Regions from separate parts of the Homo sapiens genome. Here region 2 is linked to region 1. The links are chromatin loops, found by intact Hi-C in ENCODE. Cell type or tissue: heart left ventricle. All regions are shown on one strand. Each heading gives the region's core, and the rest is flanking DNA. Links, peaks and the distances in the headings are about the cores only.

What was found. Hi-C counts contacts between places; a loop is a spot of excess contacts. Peaks named below come from ENCODE experiments on the same cell type or tissue, not always from the same donor. Only the 100,000 strongest peaks of a DNase experiment are listed, where the experiment ranks them.
Region 2: a loop joins it to region 1, with 3 times the contacts of the local background. A loop is called at or near these places in 4 of 110 quality-filtered maps.

What each region holds. Positions count from the first base shown.
Region 1 is chr11:117,217,743-117,226,709 of GRCh38, reverse strand. It overlaps PCSK7 (proprotein convertase subtilisin/kexin type 7), which reads left to right. Exons shown (of 17, transcript NM_004716.4): 6 at 689-779; 7 at 1,955-2,009; 8 at 2,494-2,632; 9 at 3,402-3,502; 10 at 6,952-7,119; 11 at 7,546-7,653; 12 at 8,142-8,244. Among named protein-coding and RNA genes, the nearest start is that of PCSK7, 9.8 kb to the left of the region's middle. RefSeq lists enhancers at 7,048-7,548, 8,003-8,967. In heart left ventricle, for the core only: a CTCF peak has its summit at 4,325; DNase peaks (open chromatin) are centred at 4,595, 4,865, 5,959, 8,290 and 2 weaker places; H3K4me3 peaks cover 722 bases; H3K27ac peaks cover 5,404 bases.
Region 2 is chr11:117,123,840-117,132,806 of GRCh38, reverse strand. It overlaps the pseudogene LOC101060089. Among named protein-coding and RNA genes, the nearest start is that of PAFAH1B2, 16 kb to the left of the region's middle. In heart left ventricle, for the core only: no CTCF peak of the experiment used is centred there; no DNase peak of the experiment used is centred there.

The sequences.
Region 1 (8,967 bases), core at 504-8,503:
GAATGAATGGGGAAGCCCTCACCATAACTCCTTATGTGCTTGGGAACCTACAGACTGAACAGACTATTCCTCTTATACTCCAGCAGAGGGCAGTAGCTCTCCATAAATGAGACCGGAGGAGCCAGAAACCCTGTCCAAGTCCCTTCTCTGAAAGTGCCACAGCACTGCAGCCTGGGCGACAGAGCCAGACTTTGTCTCTCTCTATATATATATTTTTTTGGTGGGGGGACAAGTAATACGTATACATGGTGTAAAAATGCAAAATGGGCTGGGCGTGGGGGCTATGGGGATCACACCTGTAATCCCAGCACTTTGGGAGGCCAAGGCAGGCAGATCACTTGAGGTCAGGAGTTCGAGACCAGCCTGACCAATATGGTGAAACCCCATCTCTACTAAAAATACAAAAATTAGCCGGGTGTGGTGGCATGCGCCTGTAGTCCCAGCTACTTCGAGGCTGAGGCAAGACAATCGCTTGAACCCAGGAGGTGGAGGCTGCAGTGAGCCGAGATCATGCCACTGCACTCCAGTCTGGGTGACAAGTAAGACTTTATCTCAAAAAAAAAAAAAAGCAAAATGTACAAAGAGCATGTAGGGAAAAATAAGTCTCCCACATATGGCTCCCCACCTCCCAGTTCCCCGGCTAGGAGACCAGCATTAGTGAGGAGCTGCTGTGGCCTTCATTGCCTAGGTATCCGGGTACTGGATGGACCTCTCACAGACAGCATGGAGGCAGTGGCGTTCAACAAGCACTATCAGATCAATGACATCTACAGCTGCAGGTGAGGCAGAGCTGCAGATGAGAGGGCAAGAGCCTGGAGCACCTGGGACAAATCCGCCAACAAAATCCCAACCAGTGGGCTGACTTAGGCCGGAGCAGGGGTCTCCTCATTGGGTTCAGCTAATAAGTCCATTGCCTTCATTTCTCTAGATTCCCAGCCACTGGGCACTCAACCTTAAGCCCCCGTCACCCCCGTAATCAGATTGCCACATGAGAAGCCCTGGCCTGTGCACATTTATTTGTTTTCTAAACTCCTAAGGCCTCTGCAAGAAAGCGGGCTTTCTTCTCCATCCACAGGCCAGCTGAATGCCCAACACCAATCCCCCACCCCACGCCAATGCACTGCACCTTCAGGGCATGGCTGTGCTGGACTGGACAAGAAGGAAATGGGGTTGGGGGCCCACATGGCATTGATGGCACCTGTTCCTCCCCCGACATACCTCCCTTAAATCCATGACATCATCCACAGGGTACACTTCCCGATAGAGACAGAATAGAGAACTCCTCAACCTGAGAACCAAGAGCTTCCACAGAAGTTCATGGGCGCTCTGCCTTCTACCCTACGAGTTGGGCCAGGTGCGGTGGCTCACGCCTGTAATCCCAGCACTTTGGGAGGCTGAGGCATGTGGATTGCTTGAGGTCAGGAGTTCAAGACCTGCCTGACCAACATGGTGAAACCCCATCTCTACTAAAAATACAAAAATTAGCCAGGCTTGGTGGTGGGCACCTGTAATCCCAGCTACTCCAGAGGCTGAGGCAGGAGAATCGCTTGAACCTGGGAGGTGGAGGTGGCAGTGAGCCAAAATCGCGCCATTGCACTTCAGCCTGGGCAACAGAGGAAGACGCCGTTTCAGGAGAAAAAAAAAAAAAAAAAAAGGTCTACATGTCTCTGATCCCTAGATCAGGAGATGAGTGACCTCTGTCCCTCTCTGCCACTATGGGCTATGGGGACATTCACAAGGAAAAGAAGAGCCTTAGCACACTTCTGTTTTCCACTTTGGAGAGGGGATGGACCTTTGAACCCTGTGCCTTTTAATCACGGAAGCCTTTAAGTGGAACCCTTGGGAGGAGTTAAGAGCTGCAGGTCAAAGGGCAGCCAGCTGAGACTGGGAGGCGCTGGGTGGGTAGCCGCAGCCTGGCTCTGGCTGTCCCCTCTAGGTATTTATTTCTCAACAGCTGGGGACCAGATGACGATGGGAAGACAGTGGATGGCCCCCATCAGCTTGGAAAGGTAACTGGCCTGCACAAAGACTCTGAGAAACGGGATGCCCTCTTCATACAGTCCCGGGAGAACTGCTGCAAGTTGACCCATCTTCCCACTCCACCTCCACGCTCAGTCTCCTTTCAGGAAGAGAACACCTAACGTCGGGGCAGGAAGCCTAGGGGACGTTTGTTCCTAGAGAGGGAAATGGAACAGTGCTTTGAGATTGTTTCCCTTTCATCTTATCCTCAGCTCCCATGCCTGGCCCCACCCTGTCCTCTGATAAGCAGAGGGTGTCCATCAGTCATCATTCAACTCACAGCTGCCCCACATCCTGGGTCAACTCACAGCTCCCTCACATGCGGGGTCCATCTTCCAATCTTTCCCCCATGCCCAGTGCCCTTTGAACTTTTTTCCCTTTGTTTCTAGAAGGGGTGGAGAGGGTGACTGATGTGGTAGGCGGAGGTCTTTCTGTGGGTTCCTCAACTGACACCCTGATGTTTTGGCTCCTCAGGCTGCCTTACAACATGGGGTGATTGCTGGTCGCCAGGGCTTTGGGAGCATCTTTGTGGTAGCCAGTGGCAACGGAGGCCAACACAACGACAACTGCAACTACGATGGCTACGCCAACTCCATCTACACCGTCACCATAGGTAGTCACCCAATGTTTCTGTGCTCCTGTGTGTGTGTCACCGAAGGGTTAGGGCATCACACGTCTTGTCCTAGCTTCTGTGTGTGTCTAAATGTGTGAGCACAATAATCTCTTTGGGCTCAGATAGGACTAGCCCTGCTTGCAGAGGACCTTGGGACTTCTTAGATGTCAGCATACCCTGGGAACACCTTCAAGCCATCATCTGGAGATCACCGAGCTGCCTCCACCCCACCACAGCTGGTTAGGCCTCTGCTCTGGCCTGTCTTTCTGTGGGCCACCTTCTGCCTGCTGGAAGCCTCCCCTGACTCCCCACAGGCCTAAATTAAGTGCCCTTTGCCTGTGCTCCCAGTTAGCATGTGTTTATTTACTTACCTGACTTCTACCTGACTCTAGGCTCCTCGAGACTAGGACTGCGGCCTTTTCCATATGGCCCTGATGCCTGGCACGGGTGTGACCCACAGTAGATGGGTAATGAATGTTGAAAACAGTAAGCATGTGAATGAATAAGTGGGTATGAAGGTAGAAGGCTGCCAGTTGTACCCCAGAGCCTACTGAAAGAATGGTATTGCGGCACAGAATGCCCTCTGCCACTTGAGACTGCCTGTTCAGAAGAGGATCAGGACTGCTCTGAGGGACGTGGGCCGCTCAGATCATGTTTCAAACTCAGGACAGCCCCCCAGGATGGTAACTCCAAGATAACTGACATTAGCAAGCCCCTGCCACAGGACCCCCTCTGCATCTCAGCTCTAATCTCCCTCCTCTGTCCCTAGGAGCTGTGGATGAGGAGGGACGCATGCCTTTCTATGCAGAAGAATGTGCCTCCATGCTGGCAGTCACCTTCAGTGGTGGGGACAAGATGCTTCGGAGCATTGTGAGTGCCTCCCGGGCCCTCCACGGCCTGCCCCTTTCCCACAAGACTTCACGTCTCAGACATCACAGCGCTTCTCACTGTTCCCTGCTTCCCCGCCCCAACACTCAGGCTCCTCTTCCCCCACAGAGCTGGATGTCTTAAGGCATGCCACCCTTGGAGTAGTAGACTCGGGGACTCTGAATACATCTTGGGAATGCTTTTATCTTAGAAATTTGGATTTAGGACGAATATACATATTTTTAGAAACTAAGTGTCACATGGGGCCAAACATGGTGGCTCACTCCTGTAATCCCAGCACTTTGGGAGGCCAAGGCGGATGGATCACTTGAGGTCAGGAGTTCAAGACCAGCCTGGCCAACATGGTGAAACCCTGTCTCTACTAAAAATACAAAAATTAGCCTGGTGTGGTGGCGGGCATCTGTAATCCCAGCTACTTGGGAGGCTGAGGCAGGAGAATCGCTTGAAACAAGGAGGCGGAGGTTACAGTGAGCCAAGATTGCACCACTGTACTCCAGCCTGGGTGACAGAACAAGACTCCTTCTCAAAAAAAAAAAAGAAACTAAGTGTCACATGGATTAAACAACTTTTTCACACTCAAGGAAATGCACAAACAACTTCTTTGCAGTGTCTTCCTTTGGTAAAATTTGGGCTTTTGCTAATTTCTGTGGACTTAAAAAAAACTCCTAATTCCATTGCCCTTCAGCTCTTAGGTAAATACTGTGAGTTCTGGTCATGTGCATCTTCAGGAGGAAAGCTAGTCTGGTTGTCGTTTTTATGGGATGAGTGGGAAGAGGAGTGGGGGAATGTCTCATGTCAACACCAGAGAGAGCTCTTTCTCTGGAGCTATAATTGGAGCCATAGCAAATGAAATTCGAGCAGGGTCATGGAGCTTCTCTAACCTGTGGAACCCATTTAAAGAATTTGAAGACGATCGCCTACACCCAGCTGGGCTTAGCGCCATCCCAGCAGGTTTAAGGCAGGCCTCTAGACCATCTTCCTAGAGCTCCCTGCCTGTCCCTGTTGCCCGCAACCATATAGTGTGGGCATAGGAGGCTCTAGGCAGGAGCTGGGCTGGAGCCAGGTGGTATCAAATTTCTCCAGTGGCTGAGTCGGGAGATCTCTCTGGGGCCATTGGGAATTAGGCTGCTTTGTCTTCCTGCTGGGTCAAATTTATTTTCCAAAACTAAAATTTTGTTATGCCAATAAATGACTTCTGGTCAACACAATGTTCCAAGGCTCTGTGCCAGTTGACCCCTACTACCCCCTCCTCCCAGCCCCAGGGAGAAGAGAAAAGGGAGTGGACTAAAGTAGAGAGGGAAGAGAGGCTGGGCTGTGTGCACAGAGGGCACCCACTGCAGGCCAGGCTGGGTTAGGAGGAAGAACAGGAACATACCAAACTCCACCCTCTAGCAGAACTCTAGGGAACCCAGCTCGCCCTGCCCAGGCCAGGGACCTAAGAAGGTTCTACAACATAATTGTCACTCTTGCTCTGCTGTACCTGGCCTTTCTCATTTTAACTCACCTCAGCTTCTCACCCTCACCACCCTCTTCCATCTGAACTGTAATTTGCCCAGAAATGAAGAGAGAGTGTGTTTAGCAGAGTTCCCATCTTTGGAATGTCCTTGCTATGGAAACTTCTTGTTGCCAGTTTCTAGTCAATGACCAGGGCAGCTGGGTAGAGCTGTCTTTCTGAGGGCAGAGGCTGGGGGCATATGCTTCCCACCATTTGGCTCCCTGGGGAAGCAAAGCTTCTCTGGACTTTTCAATGCCTGCCTGTGGCTCCTGCCACCATAGACAAGTTCGTGGGCTTCACAGCCACACTTCAGACTATCACTGCAAGGCTGTTTCCTTAACAGGAAAAAAAATCAACCCGCTCCCTTGCATAAACCAGGCTCCCACTCTCATTGAGACAACCACTTGGAGAGTGCTTTTCCCTTTTTTTTCTGGGAGTGCGCCATGGCTGGGTGAAAATTACATCTCTTGGCAGCTGCTCTAACAGCTGGGAGGGAAGCAGTGAGTACAGTGGAGAAAGGGCAGCTCTTGGCAGAAGTCGCCACCCTGGTATCTGACCCAGAAGAGAAGTTTGGAAGAAAGAAATTCTCCGGTGTTAGCACTGACACCATGGGCCAACGATCCAAGTGCCATAGAGTGGAGCAGATTTAGGCAGGGCCCGCCTCAGCTAAACCCTCTGAGTCTCCAGGGGTGATGACAGCCCCAAAAGAGCTCGATGCCAGGCAGTCACTGCCTCCCCTTGCCCCATTCTCGCTCCCCACCTCAGAACCACACAGAGAGAAGGGGTTTCATGGCATCTGGCCCAGAGCAGTGAGGCAGCTTGTCCTGTTGAGAGCTGTAGAGCCGGGCAGGCGGGCCTTATAGACACTGAGTCCATGCAGGGCTCGGGGGTGGGCAAGGACACAGTCCTCTCTTGCTGGAACACACTCCCTGTGTTCACGCCGACATCATTCCAGCCCCTGTCGCGGAGCTGCCAAATTGGATTTCCTTGAATAGTGCCGTCAGTGTTGTCCCAGCTCCAGCTGGGCCCAGTAGCTCCCCTGGCCACTTCCTCTGTCTAGCTTGGTTGTGGGGGTTGAAGGGTTTGGAGTTGGGAGTTGGGATAGAGAATTTAGGAATGGGAGCAAGAATATTAGGAGCAAAAATCGGGAGGCCCCCCCATGGTGGCTCATGCCTGTTAATCCCGACACTTTGGGAGGCCAAGGCAGGAAGATTGCTTGAGGCCAAGAGTTCGAGACCAGCCTGGGCAACATAGTGAGATGCTGTCTCTACAAAAAATAAGAATATTAGTGTGGTGCAGTGGTACACGCCTGTAGTCCCAGCTACATGGGAAGCTGAAGCAGGAGGATCGCTGGAACCCAGGAGTTCGAGGCTGTGGTGAGCTATGATCTTACCACTGCACTCCAGCCTAGGCGACAAGGAAAAATAAGAAAAAAGAAAAGAGTTGGGAAACCCTTATCTGCACTGGATGGGAGCCCTTTCCTATCTCTGCCTCCTTTTGCCAACAACCACACCCTCAAAAGTAACTTTTATTATCTTTGTCTCTGTTCTCCAGATATTCTGTTAGGAGGCCAGGAGGGTTAGGGTTTCCTTTGCCCTGCCCTGCTATTGGGTCCTTCTCTGGTCAAAGATTCAGCTCTAACAAAGGAAGGGTCCACCTGTGAGACCTGTTCTGAGGACCAGCCCTGTACCTTTCCCCCATAACAACTTTGAACTCAGTCTCTAGCTTCTTTTTTAAAAAATATTCTTTTTTTATTTTTTAAAGATGGGTTCTCACTCAGCCACCTAGGCTGGAGTGCAGTGGCACAGTCATAACTCCTGTGCTCAAGCAATCCTCCTGCCTGGGCCTCCCAGGTAGCCGGGACTATAGGTGCACACCACTGTCCCCAGCTTGAACTCAGTCTCTAACCTACTTCCTTTTCCTGTTTCACTTCCAGGTGACCACTGACTGGGACCTTCAGAAGGGCACTGGCTGCACTGAGGGCCACACAGGGACCTCAGCTGCAGCGCCTCTGGCAGCTGGCATGATAGCCTTAATGCTGCAGGTGCGGCCCTGCCTCACGTGGCGTGACGTCCAGCACATCATTGTCTTCACAGCCACCCGGGTGAGATACCAGCAGGTAGACAAGTGGCCTGGCCCAGCCTGCTCCAGAGTTCGGGTATCAGGTGGCCTTAGATTCTCAATGTCCCAAATGTTAGATACTAAGTCTCTTTCAGAGTCCCTTTCAGAGTTGCATATGTAAAGAACAGGTGTGGGGACCCCACAAAGACCACAGGCCTAAACTCATTTTATCTGCAAAGGGGAGCTCTGGCTGTGCCTCCTGGCCCCTTCTCTAGAAGCAAGCCAGTGGGGTGGTGACATCATGGGCTTTGACCTTTTGTCCCAGCTTGCCTTGGGGAATCCATTCCCAGTAGCCATAGTGGGAGAGCGTGGACTGGATCAGCCAGCAGGGCAAGCAGGGAAACCAGAGTCAGATTGTTGAGACTACACTGGCAATGCAAGAGACTAACCAGGACCTCTGTCCTTTCAGTATGAGGATCGCCGTGCAGAGTGGGTCACCAACGAGGCAGGCTTCAGCCATAGCCACCAGCACGGTTTCGGCCTCCTCAACGCCTGGAGGCTCGTGAATGCAGCCAAGGTGAACAGGTGTTGGCAGGGCAGGGTGCCCTGTGTGGAGTGACCAAGGGTCGGAGCTGAATGCCCCAAACTGCCTGGGATATCATAGGTGCCTAGTAAATGTTCATTCAGTTCATTGATTTAACAACTTCAACCTTCATCCCAGCTGATATCCATTTTACAAATGAGAAAGCAGGCTCAATGCTATCACTGAAGTTTCCAAACTACTAATAGAGTAAATGGGACCTGAGTATGTGTGGGACTCAGGATGCTCTGGTTCCCCTCCTCCACCCTGGACACAGCTGTTTCCTCTGGTTCCTTAGCTGGGGGCTGTACGGAGCATTCCAGCGAGCAAGCAGGAGCTGAGGGCTGAAGGAAGATGATGAGGAGTGGAAAAATAAAGACAGCTAAACCTTCAAGATCGTATTGACAAGGGCGTGTGTGTTTGTGAGAATGTGGGTGTGATCATTCTTGTTTGTTGATTTGCCATCCCCTCCTTTCCTTTCATAGATCTGGACATCTGTCCCTTACTTAGCATCCTACGTCAGTCCCGTGTTAAAAGAAAACAAGGCGATTCCGCAGTCCCCCCGTTCCCTGGAGGTCCTGTGGAATGGTAAGTAATCAGCACAAAGGGGGTTAATCTTAGGCCTGAGGTTTGGGGCCGGGTGACAAGGAAGTTAAACTCGTCCTCCCTGCCAGATTCTACCCCCTTTCGGAGCTGAGCTCCAGCCAAACCTGTGGAGTTTTCTTTGACCATTTTAGGACATGTTACTGCTTCTGAGTTGGCTCCCCCAGCTGCTTAAACAAGACCTTTCTCCTGGGTTCCTAGTAGTGAAAAGGAGCAGCAGAGCAACTGAGGAGGAGGGCGGGTGGGAGGCATGGGACTGGGGCTTGGGGAGGTCAGGCGAGACCGGGGTGAGAGCTCAGAGAAGCTCCTGTGACTTCCATGCTAAGATCTTGCCAGAGAACTCTGGTCAGTCCTCGGGTGTCTGGATGAAGTAAAGGAGTTAGGCATTTCTTCCTTTGATTCTCTGGCTTACCTAATAGAGAGAGTCAGATGTGGTCTGCTGGGGATGGACAGAGGGTTTGTAGAAGTCTCCTAGGCTTTAGTGACCCATCCTCTGCCTCCGCCTCCATGGTGGCCAGCATGAACCAGGATTGTCTGAAGGGGTTGTATCCTCTAAGCCAGCGACCTGGTTTTATGTTGAGCGAAGAGGCGGACGCCCTCCCTAGAGGAGAGTGCAGCTGGATCAGGATGCTTGTGCAGAGGATGCCCTGTCTGCACATTTACCAGCGTTTTCCCTACCCCCAGCTCCTTGGGGGATTCTTTTTCCTG
Region 2 (8,967 bases), core at 695-8,694, 94 kb after region 1:
ATTGTCAGAACTTCACAGTGCTTTACCTCCTTAACTCTAGACCTTTCTCCACGCTATGCCGGCTACCCACATCCTGGCCATACTCTGGACTTGTCTTTATTGGGGGTTGCTTTGCTTTTGAATGGTTTAGTTACATTCCTTGTGGGTTTTCTTATTAGATAAACAATACAAATTAACTGAAGGTAAACTGGAAAAGCAGATGAATGAAAATGAAAACAAAAAAGCACCCAGATGTTATGTTGTTCCATAACACGTTGGTAAATATCCACCCAGACCCTTTCTGTGTTTGTGTGGATGTGTGCATCTGTACATTTTCTTTTTCTTTTTTTTTTGGGACAGAATTTTACTCTTGTTACACAGGCTGGAGTGCAGTGGTGCGATCTTGGCTCACCGCAACCTCCGCCTCCTGGGTTCAAGCGATTCTCCTGCCTCAGCCTCCTGAGTAGCGGGGATTATAGGCGCGTGCCACCGCGCCTGACTGATTTTTGTATTTTTAGAAGAGATGGGTTTTCACCATGTTGGCCAGGCTGGTCTCGAACTCCTGACCTCATGTGATCCACCCCCCTCGGCCTCCCAAAGTGCTGGGATTACAGGCGTGAGCCACCACGTCCAGCCAAGAAAATTTTCTTGAGATCTTTGAGAACTTCTCATTTTTGAGAACCCCACTATACCACGTAATTTTCCAATGAAACGTGCCTGAATATTTTAAGTCATCACTTCAGATATGTAATAAGTGTAAAAGTGTGCTTCAGAAAGAGTAAAGAATTAATTCCATGCCAGGCCAAAATATACACCCTTTTCCTGGGCATGGTGGCTCGTTCCTGTAATCCCAGCACTTTGACAGAGTTTGAGACCAGCCTGGCCAACTTGGTGAGACCCCATCTCTACTAAAAATACGAAAAATTAGCCAGGTGTGGTGGCACGCACCTATAATCCCAGCTACTCAGGAGGCTAAGGCAGCAGAATCTCTAGAACCTGGGAGGCGAGGTTGCAGTGAGCCGAGATCACCCCACTGTACTCCAGCCTGGGCAACAGAGCAAGACTCTGTCTCAAAAATAAAAACAAAAACAAAACATACAACCGTTGTAGTTATCTGGGTCTCTCTTACTGGTTAAGTGCTTTGCTTTTGTTGTACAACAACCTTGAAGATAGTTTCATTCAAATTTGTGCCTCATTAAACAAACAAATCCTGTCTGGGTGCGGTGGCTCATGCCTGTAATCCCAGCACTTTGGGAGGCTGAGGCGGGTGGATCACAAGGTCAGGAGTTCGAGACCAGCCTGGCCAACATAGTGAAACCCCCGTCTCTACTAAAAAAAAAAAAAAAAATTAGCTGGGCATGGTGGCGGGTGCCTGTAATCCCAGCCACTCAGGAGGCTGAGGCAGGAGAATCGCTTGAACCCTGGAGGCAGAGATTGCAGGGAGCCAAGATTGCGCCACTGCACTCCAGCCCAGGTGACAGTGCGAGACTCCGTCTCAAAAAAAAAAAAATCATACAAATCCATTTAATAAGCCTTTTCAGGGTCTTTCTCAAGATAAAAATCCTGATTTCTGAATTCCAAGAGTCCACTGGTGTTTCTATTATAATGTCCATCTCTCTCTTTGAATTAATTACAAGTCTCTTTCCCTGACTAAATATGAATTATTCTATGGCAAGCGTCTTATACCTCTTCGTAGCCTCAGTGCCAGGGAATGCCTGGCACAACAAATATTTCTTGGTAAATGTTTAATGGATGAGTAAAGTCAAGGTTAATTTTTTTTTTTTTGAGACAGAATTTTGCTTTTGTCGCCCAGGCTGGAGGACAATGACGCCATCTCAGCTCCCCGCAACCTCTCCCTCCCGGGTTCAAGCAATTCTCCTGCTTCAGCCTCCTGAATAGCTGGGGTTACAGGCGCCTGCCACCACACCCAGCTAATTTTTGTATTTTTAGTAGAGACGGGGTTTCACTATGTTGGCCAGGCTGGTCTCCAACTCCTGACCTCAGGTGATCCACCCGCCTCGGCCTCCCAAAGTGCTAGGATAACAGGTGTGAGCCACTGCGCCCGGCTTTTTTTTTTTTTTTTTTTTTTTGAGACAGAGTCATGCTCTGTCACTCAGGCTGGAGTGTAGTGGTGTGATCTCAGCTCACTGCAACCTCTGCCTCCCAGTCTCAAGCGATTCTCCTGCCTCAGCATCCGAGTAGCTGGGATTACAGGTGTGTGCCACTACGCCTGGCTGATTTTGGTATTTTTAATAGAGACAGCATTTCACTGTGTTGGCCAGGCTGGTCTCGAACTCCTGACCTCAAGTGGTCTACTCACCTCAGCCTCTTAAAGTGCTGGGATTGCAGGCCTGAGCCATTATGCCCTGCCTAGCCGTCTTCTTTCAGAAGAGATTTGCTCACATTGGCATTTCTTTTTTTTCTTTTTCTTTTTCTTTTTTTTTTGAGACAGAGTTTCAGCTTTGTCACCCAGGCTGGAGCGCAGTGCCACGATCTAGGCTCACTGCAACCTCCACCTCCCGGGTTCAAGTGATTCTCCTGCCTCAGCCTCCCGAGTAGCTGGGACTACAGGTGCCTGCCACCACGCCCGGCTAATTTTTTGTATTTTTAGTAGAGAGAGAGTTTCACCATGTTAGCCAGGGTGGTCTCGATCTCCTGACCTCGTGATCCACCTGCCTCGGCCCCCCAAAGTGCTGGGATTACAGGCATGAGCCACCACGCCCAGCCAGGAGGATCTCTTAAGGCCAAGAGTTTGAGACCATCCTGGGCAACATAGAAAGACCCTATCTCTACAAAAAAACAAACAAATAAAAATTATCCAGGCATAGTGGTGCAGGCTTGTCATCGCAACTAATGGAGAGGCTGAAGCAGGAGAGTTGCTTGAGCCCAGGAGTTCGAGGTTACAAATAATCTTGCCACCACACTCCAGTTTGGGCGAAAGAGCAGGACCTTGTCTCTGAAAAATAATAATAAAAAGAATAAGAAAAAAAAGAGATGTTGGTTAATGGATACAAAAATACAGTAAAATACAGTTAGAATAAGTTCTAGTGTTTGATAGCAAAGTAGGGTGACTATAGTAAACAATAACTTATTGCATATTTCAAAATAGCTGGAAGATTTGGAATATTCCCAACACAAAGAAATGATAAGTATTTGTGGTGATGGATACCCGAATTACCCTGATTTGATTATTACATATTGTATGCATGTATCAAAATGTCAGATGTATCCCATAAATATGTGCAATTGTTATGTGCCAATAAAACAAGAATTGGCCGCTGGGCACCATGACTCACACCTGTAATCCCAGCACACTGGGAGGCCGAGGCAGGCGGATCACGAGGTCAGGAGTTCGAGACCAGCATGGCCAATATGGTGAAACTCTGTCTCTACTAAAAATACAAAAATTAGCCGGGCATGGTGGTGCATGCCTGTAGTCCCAGCTACTCAGGAGGCTGAGGCAGAAGAATCGCTCCAACCCATGAGGCGGAGGTTGCAGTGAGTTGATATCGTGCCGCTGCACTCCAGCCTGGGTGACGGAGCGAGACTCCATCTCAAAAAAAAAAAAAAAAAAAGAATTGGCCTTATAATTAGATCAAAGCCTTTATGATTTGAAGGGCATTAAGGCAGTATCTACAGCACTCAGAAGCCTGCCATTCACCTTTATAGGTGTAGAGGAGGGTTGGTACTTGAAGCCCAGGTGGGACTCTGATTTTTCCTTCTTCACTGTTTCTAGAGTCTCTAGCCCAGAGTGTAGCTAAATCATAGCAACAGATAGAATGCACTAACATCCTGCCAATAACTGCTTTTTTTTTTTTTTTAAGACGGAGTTTCACTCTTGTTACCCAGGCTGGAGTGTATTGGTACTATCTTGGCTCACTGCAACCTCTGCCTCCCAGGTTCAAGTGATTCTCCTGCCTCAGCCTCCCAAGCAGCTGGGATTGCAGGCACCCGCTGCCATGCCTGGCTAATTTTTGTATTTTTGGTAGAGATGGGGTTTCGCCATGTTGGCCAGGCTGGTCTTGAACTCCTGACTCAGGTGATCCACCCACCTCAGCCTCCCAAAGTACTGGGGGTGTGAGCCACCACACCTGGCCGATGCTGCTTTTTCACTCTTGCTCTAGCTATAGTCAAATCTTCCCCCAATCTTAGAAGTGGTGGATGGGAATGACACGTTGGGAATAGGAAAGGAGTTTATCAGTGAAAGGACTGGCATTCCAGGGGACAGTCACATCTTCAGGCTCCTTCTTTTTATGAATTTCCAAGCTTTCTTTCAATCATTTCAGTCAGGGTGACATAGGCTCTAAAGGTGAGGTTGAATAAGTTGCTTGCAGACTCTTGATAGTAGTGGAAAGAAGAGTAAATAAGGCTGCTGTTGCCCATGCCTCAACTCAGGCGTATTGAATTAGAATGCCTCAGGCAATGTCTCCAGATGATGACTATGGCCACTAAAGATTAAGAACTGGGCCAGGCACGGTGGCTCATGCCTGTAATCTCAGCACCTTGGGAGGCCAAGGTAGGCGGATCACAAGGTCAGGAGATCGAGACCATCCTGGACAAGAAGGTGAAACCCTGTCTCTGTTAAAAATACAAAAATTAGCTGAGCGTGGCAGCGCATGCCTGTAATCCCATCTACTCTAGAGGCTGAGGCAGGAGAATCGCTTAAACCCAGGAGGCGGAGGTTGCAGTGAGCCGAGATCATGCCACTGCACTCCAGCCTGGCTACAGAGCGAGACTCCGTCTCAAAAAAAAAAAAAAAAAAAAAAATTAAGAACTGATTTATACCAACTCTCTTTGCTTACATTCATGGAGCAAGCTTATAGACCTGGCAACTTTTGCCTTCGTTAAATTTCATTTGATTTATTTATCACTTAGCTAGATTGCTGATGATGTTTCTCTCTCAAAACAGGAGCGTGAAATGCTTTACACCTTAGGAAATATTAAGGGACATTCCGTTTACAGTTCATTGAGTAGTCATCTTTAAAATGAATTCAGAATAAGGAACAGTCAGTCTTTCTCCCTACCCCCTACCTTCATCCCCAATATATTAAAGAGGCAAAAAGCACACCTGTCCCTTGTTTTCAGGGAAGCTAGAGTGTTGCCAATGGCAACCACCAGACCACTTGAGATTTACTGCTGCAGATTCCCTAAGCAACTTTGGAAACCATCTTTGCAGGTAATCTTCAGTGAGAAAAGGCTATGGATAAACTAGTTCTCTTGCATCCCCAGCTACCACCCGTTTCTGACTTTTCCTGTGTGGCATAGGAGACTCTGAACAGCCTGTTCACCAGGGGAAGAGTTAAGGATTCTGTCTCCACTGTGTCTCTGGGGAAAGGCAGAATATAGAGAAAGCTTTCTTTGGGAAAAGCAGAAGCAGCATCTGCTCTGGGTATAGGCAAATTGCAAGAACTACTTGCCAGGAAGAATTGCTGCCCAGCTCGTAGCCTGGCACGCTGGTGTTAAAAAGACTCTTTTCAAGCTCCATTGGCACTTCTGGGTATTACAGAATTCATAGTTGAATGTTCTCTGAGATCTGTGGAATAAGAAGCACCTTTCGACATTCAGACACACATGGCAAACGTATTAGGGTTCTCCAGAAAAACAGAACCAATAGGATATATGTAGATATATAGAAAGAATTTTATTGTGAGGCATTGGCTCATAAGATTATGAAGGCTGAGAAATCGACCATCTGCTATCTGCAAGTTGGAGGCCTAGGAAAGACAATGATGTAGCTCCACTCTAGGCCTGAAGGTCTGAGAACCAGGAGCATTGATGTCTGAGGGCAGGAGAAGATGAATGTCCTTGCTCAAGCAGAGAGAGCAAATTTGCCCTTCCTCTGCTTTTTTGGTTCTATTTGCCCCCTCGACCGGTTGGATGATGCCTGCCCACATTGGTGAAGATGGATTTTCTTTGTTCGGTCTACTGATTCCATTGCTAATCTCATCTGTAAACACCCTCACAGACACACCCAGAAGTCACATTTTACCAGCTATCTGGACATCCCTTAGCCCAATCAAGGTGACACATAAAATTAACCATCACAGAAAGCAACAAGAAATCAACTCCATGGTCCAGTTACCACTTCCTCTGTGACGTCAGTGATTTCAGTCTGCTGATATTTTTGTTATCTGAAATAACTCTGTCTTACATGAATATTTGCTGGCTTTTTAGGGTCCATCTTCTAATAGGAGCCTCCTTCCTCAATGTTCCTATCAAGTCCATGGGATATCCAACATCCTTCAGTCCCAAAATATCCACAGTGCTCTATCAAGAGCTGTGGATGCTCTGAGCTGTTAACACCGCCTCCCACCATACTAGCTGGCGTGGCAGTTTCTGCTGGGGATTGTCACAGCTCTGATGGGGACAATGCACACTGCTGTATTCGGTTATTGTGCTGTTGTCCTTGCTGGATACTGACAACTCTGTAGGCTGGCACTGCCATGACTCTGTTCCCTCTTGTGGGCACTCTGAGTCTTTTCAACTGCTCCATTGAGAGCCTTCTGGGTATTAAAGGAGTACCTGGGCTGTAGCATAAAATAATTTCCCTTGCTCTTTTGGATATACACTCAGAGAGAGGTCCCAAAACATGTTATTTGAGCCCTAGTGTGTTACAGAGACAGAGAAACAGCTCTTTCTGTTTTTGTTTTGAGACAGCGTCTCAATCTGTTGCCCAGGCTGGAGTGCAGTGGCGTGATCTCTGCTCACTGCAACCTCCACCTCCCGGGTTCAAGTGATTCTCGTGCCTCAGCGTCCCAAGTAGCTGGGACTACAGGCGCATGCCACCATGCCCAGCTAATTTTTGTATTTTTAGTAGAGATGATGTTTCACCGTGTTGGCCAGGCTGGTCTTGAACTACTGATATCAAGAGATCCGCCTGCCTTGGCCTCCCAAAGTGCTGGGATTACAGGCGTGAGCCACAGCACCTGATCCAAGAAACAGCTCTTTCAATGTCTAGACGAGACTTGTCTTTTCCACGTGCCCTGGATTTTCAGCTAAGGGGTCGAACTAGAGTTGCGTTTGAGTAACAATGACCACACCTCATTCTGATGACCAAGGCACTGGCTCTTGAAAAAGGCTATCATGCTTGGCTCCTTATTTCTCTAGAAGGAAGACTCTCAAATGAAGTGCCCAGCCTTCCTGCCAATAAACTTCCTTAGACCCATCCCACCAGCTAGCCAGACACACCTAGCCATACCTGAGTCATCTTCAACAGACAAGATGAGAGCTCTGATCCAACCCTGTGCAGCCATGTGCTATCTTAAAGGTTTTTCATGTTTGTAAACTTTATTTATCCTATAGGATCATAAGACACTTGAGATCCGAGGCCATGTTTTCCACTTCTTTTATATCTGTAACATTAGTGTAGCCCCAGAACTATCCTACCGTGAAGCAAAACAAACCTAAGTAACCCTTTATAATTTAAAAAGTACTTTTGTAAGTATTGTCTCATTTAGTTTTTATAACAACTTTATTAGTTAGGTTATTATTATCTTCACCTTGCAGATGAGATCATTCAAGCTGTCCAAGGTCACCAACCACTTGGTTGCGGAGCTGAGCCTTGAATCACCATTAACTCACTCAATGTTCAGGTCTCTTTCCATTACTCCACTGCTGTCAGCTTCAGGAACCAGCTATAATGCTTATACTCTAAAGCTAGCTGCTACCTTCCCTCTCTTCCCTCCTCATCTCCCAGATCTCAGCAGGAAATGTGAAAGACGACTGAGAACAATTCATTTTTATTTCTTTTCTTTTTTTTTTTTTTAAGACGGAGTCTCACTCTGCTGCCCAGGCTGGAGAGCAATGGCATGATCTCTGCTCATTGCAACCTCTACCTCCTGGGTTCAACAATTCTCCTGCCTCAGCCTCCCCAGTAGCTGGGATTATAGGTGCCCACCACCATGCCCAGCCAATTTTTATATTTTTAGTGGAGACGGGGTTTTGCCATTTTGGCCAGGCTGCTCTCGAACTCCTGACCTCAGGTGATCCACCTGCCGTGGCCTCCCAAAGTGCTGGGATTACAGGCATAAGCCACTGCGCCCAGCCAATTCATTTTTATTTCATCCTCATTCTTTCCTTTTTCAACTTGCCCTCTTGTATGTGGTGCCTTTTCCTGCTTGTACCTGAGATTGTCTTATGGTCTAAATATTTGTGACATCCCATGCCACCCAAAATTCATATATTGAAGCCTTAACCCTCAATGTAATGGTATAAGGAGATGGGGCTTTTCTTGGAGAGGTACTTAGGTTTAGATGAGGTCTTGAGAGTGGGGCCTTTATGATGTGATTAGTGTCCTTATAAGAAGAAGAGGAGAAACAAGAGCTCTTTTTCTCTGCCATGTGAAGATACAGCAAGATGCCTGTTGAGGGCCATCTGCAAGTCAGCAAGAAGGCCCTCACCAGGTAACTGAATTGGCCAGAACCATGACCTTGGACATCCCAGCTTCCAGAACTGTGAGAAATAAATTCCTGTTGTTTAAGTCCCCCCGTCTGTTGTATTTTGTTTTGGCCACCTCAGCTGACTAAGGCCTTGTTGCCCCTTCTTTTTTTTGCCTTGACTCCCAGATCTTTAGCCTGTCATAGTCAAAAAAAGGAGAGGATTCCTTGTTGCTGCTTTGATCATCTGGTTTCTAGGCATTTTTTTCCCACTTCCTTCTGGAAGGAAACAGTATAAAGGTAAGAGTGCTGAATTCATAAAGAGAAAGTTAGCTGATATAACTTCAGATTCCAACTCTGCTCTTTTTTGTGTGAGCTCAGAGAAGTCCTTTAATATCTGCAGCCTTCAGACTGGTAGTTTCATCTCTCTGAGGCTGTTTTCTCATCTGCAACGTAAAGGGATTGCAAAACATGATCCAGAACCTTTTCAGGTATAAAATGTTCTGGTTTTATTATTTTTATTTATTATCATCCTCATTATTATTATTATTATTTGAGATGGAGTCTCACTGTGTCACCAGGCTGCAGTGCAGTGCTGCCATCTCGGCTCACT